Linked DNA regions of Homo sapiens: region 1 is linked to region 2. A link is an interaction called in ENCODE POLR2A ChIA-PET data of the cell type or tissue named here. Cell type or tissue: Caco-2. All regions are shown on one strand. Links, peaks and the distances in the headings refer to the core of each region. The heading gives the core; the rest is flanking DNA.

Region 1 (5,396 bases), core at 119-5,118, 69 kb before region 2:
ACCCTACATATACTATGTTTTTTCATATATATACCTATGATAAAATTTAATTTATATAATAGATTAGGCAGAGACTAATAACAATAACTAATAATAAAATAGAAGAATTATAACAACATACTATAATAAAAGTTAACGTGAACATTGTTTGTCTCAAAATATCTTATTGTATGTAATATTTTTGGACTGTGGTTGTTCATAGCAAGTGAAAACTCAGATGGGGGAGGGTGGCATACTGTATTTATTTTCCTGTATCCATTAGTGTTTCCCAGTGAACACTGCACCAGGAGGTTGGCCATTTGTCTTTATTTATACATCAAACTAAGGCATGGAGAATAAGAGCTTGGTAAGGTCATATAGCCAGGAGGTGGTTGAACTGAGATTCAAACTGAGACAGTCTGAGTCCAAATTCTACCACCTCTTGTGTGTGACATTTAATGGATAGGTGGGCTTTTGTAACCAGTGTCTCTGCCTTTCTCCATGATTCACAGCACAGAAACTTGTGCATACATTCTCACTTGATATCTGAATGACTGTAACAGTGATGTAAATTAACAAGGAAGGGAGATAGCCCTGATTTAATTGGAAATCACTGACAGAGCTCGCCCAGTAAACTCTCTACAAACAGAATACAAATGTTTTGTATTTAATTGCTAAAGTGTTTTAAAATTGAACTCAAATTAATAAATACTTATTGTATCTGTCAGTTAAACGAAACAACCAATAAACAACCAACTCTGTTTTCTAATCAAGAGGGACTGATCCTTTAAAAAAAATAGGGTTTAAAAAAGATGATATGATCAATGTAAAATTGGATTATAGACTTTTAGAGTCTTAAAAGATGAGAAAAGAGATAAAGATGAATAGATATGGAGTAACTAGGATAAGACTCTCTCACAAACTGGACCTTAAACAGATTTAGGAAGAAATATAGGATTAGGATAGAGAAAAAGAAGAGAAAGAATTGCCTATAGGCATAATAAAAAGCACAAGTGTATCAATCAACACAGGGTATTGTGGACCAGTGAGGAAGGATCATGATCTAGACTAGGGGATTCATGTTGGAAACAGTGAGACAAGTTAGAAAGGATAGGATGGGACATATTATATGGTTCCAAACATAATAAATGAGCACTTGAGCTAGAAAGTAGTATAATGTTCACAGGTGGTAAAGAGGTATAATGAAAAAACTATACTTCACAAAAATTAGTGGTGTTCAGTGGGTTGGAGAGAAGACCAATTAGAAGGTTATCTGTGGAATTACAACAACCCAGTGAATTGAGCTGATGGAGAGAGATGCTCCTCCCACTACCAACACTCAAACATAAGGCAAAAATATTTATAGGTGATGAGTAATGATGAAAAAACAAAAGAACAAATGATAGATGACATGAAGAATGGGAGTAGGGAAGACCATATTTAAGACTCTGAGGTCATTAAATGATGTAACATGTTTACTAGCCCAAAAATATATACTAAAAGAGTAGAAAGAAAACAAAAAATTTCCAAATCAGTAGCAAGGATCAAGAAAACAATCCAAATGGAAGGAAAGAACAATGTCCCTTGGAACATAACAATAGAACATAATATGAACAGTACCTCCTTCTATGTAGTGTAGATATTAAACATAGGGTGGGAAGTACACATATCAATTTCAAAATAGTGGTTTAATCTGAAATTGTTAAACAGAGAGGGAGGGAAGCAATAGAACTGAGAGAGCGTTCAAAAGCCTTTTGTTGTATCTGTAGAGTCTTTTATTTCTTAAAAATACAATCGTATACCACATGATAACATTTTGGCCAATGGACTACACATATGACATGGTCCCATAAGATTATAGTACTGTCTTTTTACTGTACCTTTTCTATGTTTAGATATATTTACATATACAAATACCACTGTTAAATTGCCTACAGTATTCAGCACAGTAACATGCTGTGCAGGATTGTAGCCTAGGAGCAATGGGCTACACCATGTGGCCTAGGTGTGTCGTAGGCTCTACTATTTTGGTTTGTATAAGTACACTCTATGATGTTCACACAATGATGAAATCACCTAACGATGCATTTCTCAGAATAAGTTTCTGTTGTTAAGCAACCCATGATTGTATCTGAAGCAAATATCTATATCTCCTTATTAAACCTTAGGGTAAGTACATAAATTAGAGAATAAGTATATTATTCTCTAATTTGCTATTGTATTATATATAATATATGTATATGTATACTATGTATATATTATACATAGTATACATGTATAATATACATATATAGTATATGTATATTATATAATATACATATAATATATATAATATATAAAAATATATAATATATATAATATATATAATATATAAAAATATATAATATATATAATATATATAATATACAATATATATAATATATATAATATACAATATATATAATATATATAATATACAATATATATAATATATAATATATATTATATATATAATGTTAATATATAATATATATAATTATATATATATAATGTATACATATGTTATATACATATATAATGCAATAGAAAATTAGAGAATAATATACATTTGTGTACTTAGCCTAAGGTTTAATAAGGAAATATAGATATATTATACTATATTATATATGTAGTATAATATTTGAAAAGCTATTAAAGTAATTGAAGCCTGAGGTGAAGGCTCTAGTTTAATGTTGCACAAGAGGGAGTCCTCCAACATGACTTTCTGCACCTCCATCCCTGGCAGAAATCCCCTAAATAATATCCATGGAGCTGGTGTGGCAACTAGATATGAGGTTACACATTCACCAAGTCTCAAAGATGTGTACCTTCTTACTGTTACTAACAGTTTAAGATTCAACAGTCAAGCTCTGTACCAAAAAAGACAAGGTCCAGGGGATTTATTCTGTAATCTGTTTATAGTGCCCTCTAGTGGCAGCTCTGCAGAGATCTAACGCAGAACTCACTTTTTTTGTGTTGAATATTAACTTTGTATCTATTTTTCAATGTATTAACATAAATTGGATTTTGTTTTTGTTACTAAGCAATATGAGTAATTCTTAACTTTAAAATTGTATTATTCATTCATTACCTACAGAGAGAAGATCATGCTGTTTTTTTTTGTTTGTTTGTTTTGTTTTTTTAATTGATCATTCTTGGGTGTTTCTCGCAGAGGGGGATTTGGCAGGGTCATAGGACAATAGTGGAGGGAAGGTCAGCAGATAAACAAGTGAACAAAGGTCTCTGGTTTTCCTAGGCCGAGGTCCCTGCGGCCTTCCGCAGTGTTTGTGTCCCTGGGTACTTGAGATTAGGGAGTGGTGATGACTCTTAACGAGCATGCTGCCTTCAAGCATCTGTTTAACAAAGCACATCTTGCACCGCCCTTAATCCATTTAACCCTGAGTGGACATGGCACGTGTTTCAGAGAGCACCGGGTTGGGGGTAAGGTCATAGATCAACAGCATCCTAAGGCAGTAGAAGTTTTCTTAGTATAGAACGAAATGGAGTCTCCTATGTCTACTTCTTTCTACACAGACACAGCAACAGTCTGATTTCTCTATCTTTTCCCCACATTTCCCCCTTTTCTATTCGACAAAACCGCCATTGTCATCATGGCCCGTTCTCAATGAGCTGTTGGGTACACCTCCCAGACGGGGTGGTGGCCTGGCAGAGGGGCTCCTCACTTCCCAGAAGGGGCGGCCGCCGGGCAGAGGGGCTCCTCACTTCTCAGACGGGGCGGCTGCCGGGCGGAGGGGCTCCTCACTTCTCAGACGGGGCGGCCGGGCACAGACGCTCCTCACCTCCCAGACGGGGTCGCGGCCGGGCAGAGGCGCTCCTCACATCCCAGACGGGGTGGTGGGGCAGAGGCGCTCCCCACATCTCAGACGATGGGCGGCCGGGCAGAGACGCTCCTCACTTCCTAGACGGGATGGCGGCCGGGAAGAGGCGCTCCTCACTTCCCAGACTGGGCAGCCGGGCAGAGGGGCTCCTCACATCCCAGACGATGGGCGGCCAGGCAGAGACGCTCCTCACTTCCCAGACGGGGTGGCGGCCAGGCAGAGGCTGCAATCTCGGCACTTTGGGAGGCCAAGGCAGGCGGCTGGGAGGTGGAGGTTGTAGCGAGCCGAGATCACGCCACTGCACTCCAGCCTGGGCAACATTGAGCACTGAGTGAACGAGACTCCGTCTGCAATCCCGGCACCTTGGGAGGCCGAGGCTGGCAGATCACTCTTGGTTAGGAGCTGGAGACCAGCCCGGCCAACACAGCGAAACCCCGTCTCCACCAAAAAAATACGAAAACCAGTCAGGCGTGGCGGCGCGCGCCTGCAATCGGAGGCACTCAGCAGGCTGAGGCAGGAGAATCAGGCAGGGAGGCTGCAGTGAGCAGAGATGGCAGCAGTACAGTCCAGCTTCCGCTGGGCATCAGAGGGAGACCGTGGAGAGGGAGAGGGAGAGGGAGGGAGGGAGGGGGAGGGAGAGGGGGAGGGGGAGGGGGAGAGCAAGAACCGATCATGCTGTTTTCTTTAGGTGGGTTAAATCTTGCACATTTGCATAGGTAAAATGTTACCAATGTAACACTTTAGAAATTCTGTGCTTCATGAAAAGTCCCCGGAGATTTGCCGATGCCTTTATTTTTAATATATTTGAACCTCAAGGAAAACACTGAAATAATATGAAATAATTCTGATGAGGTTTCCTATACTTATCAGTTGTAGTTGTCTGATGATGTCAGTCAAAAACCCTATAGGGTAATCAGTCATCATTTTATTATATGAAACTTGGCCACAAAATTACTTATTTAATTTGAAACTAGCAGCTTCTTGGCCAGTGGTTTTTAACTGGGGATGCATGTTAGACTTAGCTGTGAAGTTTTACTAAAATGTAGATATTTAGGACTCACTCTAGACTTGCTGAATCTCTAATTGATATTCTTGAAATATTCATATTGGTATAGTCTTAACATACTCTTGGTATATTTTGTCTCAAGATTATTACATGTAAAAATTATTTTCATTCTTTTTAATCAATTGTAACACATACTGACATGGAAAACTGGCTAATCATAGTCCTTGTAGACATTGAAAATTGGCTAGTTGTCCCTATAGACATTTTGTCTAAAACTTTTATTTTGCATGCCACAGAAATAACCAAACTTTCTTGTCAGTTGCATTATTCTTGCTATGAACGCTCATCAGGCCTTTCACTTTGAAAATAATCAGTAATCAACTTACCACGTTGTTTTAAGACTTTATCATCTACAGATGGGGTGTGTTTTCCTCTAATGCTTTCCTGAAGACTCGGCAATCAGCTACCCTCCAGAGTTGCTGCCTTCAAATAATGACTACCTCAGAAACTGATGGAAAAGAACTGTACCATGTACTTTTAAACTATTGACACTT
Region 2 (5,396 bases), core at 192-5,191:
GTCCATTCAGTATGATATTGGCTGTGGGTTTGTCATAAATAGCTCTTATTGTTTTGAGATACGTCCCATCAGTACCTAGTTTACTGAGAGTTTTTAGCATGAAGGGCTGTTGAATTTTGTCAAAGGCCTTTTCTGCATCTATTGAGATAATCATGTGGTTTTTGTCTTTGGTTCTGTTTATATGATGGATTATGTTTATTGATTTGCATATGTTGAACCAGCCTTGCATCCCAGGGATGAAGCCAACTTGATCGTGTTGGATAAGCTTTTTGATGTGCTGCTGGATTCGGTTTGCCAGTATTTTATTGAGGATTTTTGCATCAATGTTCATCAGGTATATTGGTCTAAAATTCTCTTTTTTGTTGTGTCTCTGCCAGGCTTTGATATCAGAATGATGTTGGCCTCATAAAATGAGTTAGGGAAGATTCCCTCTTTTTCTATTGATTGGAATAGTTTCAGAAGGAATGGTACCAGCTCCTCTTTGTACCTCTGGTAGAATTCAGCTCATCATCACTGGCCATCAGAGAAATGCAAATCAAAACCACAATGAGATACCATCTCACACCAGTTAGAATGGCAATCATTAAAAAGTCAGGAAACAACAGGTGCTGGAGAGGATGTGGAGAAATAGGAACACTTTTACACTGTTGGTGGGACTGTAAACTAGTTCAACCATTGTGGAAGACAGTGTGGCAATTCCTCAAGGATCTAGAACTAGAAATACCATTTGACCCAGCCATCCCATTACTGGGTATATATCCAAAGGATTATAAATCATGATGCTATAAAGACATATGCATACGTATGTTTATTGCAGCACTATTCACAATAGCAAAGACTTGGAACCAACCCAAATGTCCATCAATGATAGACTGGATTAAGAAAATGTGGCACATATACACCATGGAATACTATACAGCCATAAAAAAGGATGAGTTCATGTCCTTTGTAGGGACATGGATGAAGCTGGAAACCATCATTCTGAGCAAACTATCACAAGGACAGAAAACCAAACACCACATGTTCTCACTCATAGGTGGGCCTGTGGACACACCAGGGCCTGTCGTGGGGTGGGGGGATTGGGGAGGGATAGCATTAGGAGAAATACCTAATGCAAATGACAAGTTAGTGGGTGCAGCATACCAATATGGCACATGTATACATATGTAACAAACCTGCATGTTGTACACATGTACCCTAGAGCTTAAAGTATAATAAAAAAAATTGAAATTATAAGAATGTATACAAACAAAATAAAAATGAAATAAAATAAAATAAAATGAGTGTGTGGAATATGTAAAGTCTCCAGGTATGTTTTTACCCCCAGATTTTTTTTTTTCACAAACTTAATACATGGGGCTGGGAGTGGAGGCTCATGTCTGTAATCCCAGCACTTTGGGAGGCCAAGTTGGGAGGATTGCTTGAGCTCAGGAGTTAAGACCAGCCTAGGCAATATGGTGAGACCCCATCTCTTTAAAAATAATAATAATAATAATACATTGGTAGGCTAAAGTTGCAGAACAAATATAATTCTTGGTCCTGTATACAAAAGAACCCTCAGTGATAGTATGCTTTTTATTCAAATCCTTGAAGATCAAGGTTTAAGTAGTTTTATTTTAGGGTAGGATGTGTTTCATGCAGCATTAATTTTATTGTCTTTTTTTAAAAAAGCATGTAATTGGTGTAGTCAGGACTGAAATTTTATTCGTCTCCTCAGATGAAAGTAGTATCTTATTAAACAGCCCTAGACCAGGAAATACAAGGGCATTATAATGAATAATTCTAAGCTCATTATGATCTCAGTGAATAGGTTCAGATTCAGCACAATACTAGAACTGATGTTTATTAACACTGATGGCACAAAGTACATGTCTGATCCACTTCAATGGAGTCATTATTTAGTGTGACACTGCACTGCCAAATGCAGCCATGTTTGTGGAAAGACAGGAAGTTGTCACAGGGCCAGGAGCAGTGGCTCACACCTGTAATCTCAACGCTTTGGGAGGCCAAGGTGGGAGGATTGCTTGAGCCCAGGAGTTTGAGACCAGCTTGGGCAACGTAGTGAGACCTCACATCTCTAACAAAAAAAAAAAAAAAAAAAAAAAAATAGAAAAAATAAAAAAAAAACTAGAAAGTCATTACAACAAAATTTTATGCCAGAAAATGTACTATCAAGACCCATAGACATATGTAAACATGGTCTCTTTCCTAGGCATGGACACTTATACCTTTATCACCTAAGAAAGATGAAGGTCTAAGGCAGAAACACAGCTCCTTTATTAGCTAAAACGTCTTGTAACATCAGACGCCTTAAATTATCCACTAATTACATTTAAATAAAAAATGTGGGGACAAATTAGCTTTAATCGAATTAAAATGAAATTTCTAGTGCAGCTAGATGGCTGTTTTGCTAGAATCTGTTTAGCTGTAAATTCCATTTAGAGTTGTTAATAGTATTCCTCTTCAACTCTGTTTAACCCACCCATCATCATGGTGAATTGCCAAATGTCTTACAAGGTAGAATAAATATTCTTGGACCTCTTTTCAGGTCAGGCATCATTGGAAATTTCTCCTTTTCACTTTACTATTATTTTTGAGACAGAGCCTCACACAGGCTGGAGTGCAGCGGTGCAATCTCAGCTCACTGCAACCTCTGCCCCCTAGGTTCAGGCAATCCTCCCACCTCAGCCTCTCAAGTAGCTGGGATTACAAGTGTGCACCACTATGCCTGGCTAATTCTTCTTTTCTTTTCTTTTTTTTTAATCTTTTTTTTTTTTTTTTTTTTTTTTTGAGACAGAGTTTCACTCTGTTACCCAGGCTGGAGTGCAGTGGTGCGATCTCGGATCACTGCAACCTCCACCTCCCGATTTCAAGTGATTCTTCTGCCTCAGCCTCCCAAGTAGCTAGGACTACAGGCGCCCACTACCACGCCCAGGTAATTTTTTTTTTTTTTTTTTTTAGTAGAGACGGGGTTTCACTATATTGGCCAAGCTGGTCTCGAACTCCTGACTTCATGTGATCCGCCCGCCTTGGCCTCCCAAAGTGCTGGGATTACAGGCATGAACCACTGTGCCCGGCCTAAGTTTCCCTTTTTTATTTACCAGTCCTGAGCTGGGTTCACAACCTGAATTAAGTCCTTGTTGTGCAATTGTGTGATGTTATGACTTTGCTGAGCTTCAATTTCCTCATCTGTAAAATGAGGATAATGTTGCAGCATTCAGAGACAACATATATAAGGCACCTAGCACAGAACCTGCCCACAGTAGGCCCTAAATCAATGGTAGTCAACATCAAATAAAGCTGATTAACCAGCTTGATTTGAAACTTATTTCTACTTTAGATAATTTCACAATAAGTCTGAGACATGCTGTAACAAATTTTCATGCCTCTCCTTCATAAACATGAATGACATGAATGAAGCAAAACGAACATTTAGGCCTCGGTTTTCACAGATAAAAGACTAGGTAGTGACCTCTAGTGGTAAACAGGCAAAATGCCTAAAGGCGATACATTTTCTCCCTTACTTAGGATTCAGCCTGAAATTGATCACAGAAGTGCAATGTAAAGCTATGAGATCAAATGTAATTAATACTTGGATAAGAATTTAGCCTTCATGCCATTCTGTAAAACAATGAAATAAAGGAAAATGTCCTTGCCTTCTGTTATGCCAAAAATTGCAGTTTAATCATATGAGTAACAAAAGAATCGGGGCCAGGCAAAGTGGCTCATACCTGTAATCCCAGCACTTTGGGAGGCCAAGGCAGGCAAATCACTTGAGCCCAGGAGTTTGAGACCAGCCTGGGCAACATGTGAAACCCCGTTTCTACCAAAAATACAAAAATTAGCCTAGCCAGGCATGATGGCATGTACCTGTGGTCTCAGCTACTTGGGAGGCTGAGGTAGGAGGATTGCTTGAACCTGGGAGGTTGAGGCTGCAGTTAGCCATGATCACACCCCTGCACTCTAACCTGGGTGAAAGAGCAAGACCCTGTCTCAAAAAAAAATCAGAGCCAGAAAAAAATCAAATTATATTTGATTTTTTTGACAAATATGAGCTATTTTGATTCATTTTTGCACAAATGACCAGATGTTACATTAAAATTTATTTCAGTAGTACCTTAAGTGGAATTATAAACTTCTTTCCAAGTACATAGAGTAGTTCATAATGGATCATTTTGCAGAATTTCTGATAGTGTCGTAAAAAGAAAATGTGCTGTAGGATCTTCACTGATGACATTGTCTAAGCACTAGTTATTACTTACAGAGCTTGCCTTCACTGGACATTAGCAGGGCTGGTTCCCATCCAGCTTCTGAACTCTTACAATCTCCATTTCTGCCAACATTACTGCTCGTGAAATTCAATCAGTACAGTATAGGATGGTGGTTAAGAGCATGAACTCTGAAGCCAGACTGGGTTTAAATCCCAGCTTTACCATTTGTTGACTATGAGAGATTGATGCCTCAGTTTCTTCATCTATAAAACATCAGTGTTAATACCAGCTACCTTATAGGTGGTTCTCATGGTGGATTAAGCTAATATATAGACAGTGATTAGAACAGAGCCTGGAATTATTATTGAGCAGATGTTATGCACCTATACCATTCTAGGGACTATAGAGAATGCATCCAAAGCTGAAAATCCAGGCCCTGTCCTCAAGAATTTATAGTTGACATGGAAAGATCTTGCTAGAGGAATGGGCCTTCATTCCACTTGTTGGTTTGCAGGAGGGGGACTTTTTTTTTTTTAAACATATGCCTGGCTTCTTATGTCCCTATTCTTGTTCCCCTGCAAGATGTGGAGCAACTTTCTTGGAGTGAAGTGGCATTGGGCGCAGTCCCACAAGGAAAAGGACACATATTTTTGAATGCAGTTAGGAAGTATGTTTGGCCCTTACTCTATAGTATATCCTACAATTTGCCTCCATCAATAATAAAGGTAATAACCTGGGTTCTGGGGGTCAACTACCGGTTATGGTTCATTTTTTTCAGAACTCAGCCAGAAGTGGCAAACTATTTACTGAGGAGACACTTAGAGACCCCACAAAACACAAGAGCCATTCAGCGCCAACTTCTATGGTGTGAACCTACTATAAAAGCATTTCCAGAAATGAGAATTTGGTGTAGACTGAAGCAACAGGAATTGATTTCATGGAAGTGGGACTTAAGCTGGTTCTTGAAGAATGAGATAGAATTTGGATGGGGAGAAGGAGGAAAAGCAAGAGCCCTTCTGCAAGCAAAGCAATTTTTTTTGAAGTTTGTACTTCTATGTAATTGAAATATATAAAATATTGATTAAAATTAGTTATATTCCTGTTTGATGACACATGGTGACCTAGCCAGGCTGTGGTGGAGAAATAGATGACATAGGTCCTTGCTGCCTGATTTTTTAGTATTAT

What was found. Peaks named below come from ENCODE experiments on the same cell type or tissue, not always from the same donor. Only the 100,000 strongest peaks of a DNase experiment are listed, where the experiment ranks them.
Region 1: POLR2A ChIA-PET joins it to region 2 with 12 read pairs; 5 of 35 experiments call an interaction of 5 or more read pairs at or near these places.

Annotation. Positions count from the first base shown.
Region 1 is chr5:54,416,919-54,422,314 of GRCh38, forward strand. No RefSeq gene overlaps it. Among named protein-coding and RNA genes, the nearest start is that of HSPB3, 36 kb to the right of the region's middle. In Caco-2, for the core only: a CTCF peak has its summit at 2,913 (motif pointing left); no DNase peak of the experiment used is centred there.
Region 2 is chr5:54,486,092-54,491,487 of GRCh38, forward strand. No RefSeq gene overlaps it. Among named protein-coding and RNA genes, the nearest start is that of SNX18, 29 kb to the right of the region's middle. In Caco-2, for the core only: a CTCF peak has its summit at 3,451 (motif pointing left); a DNase peak (open chromatin) is centred at 2,660.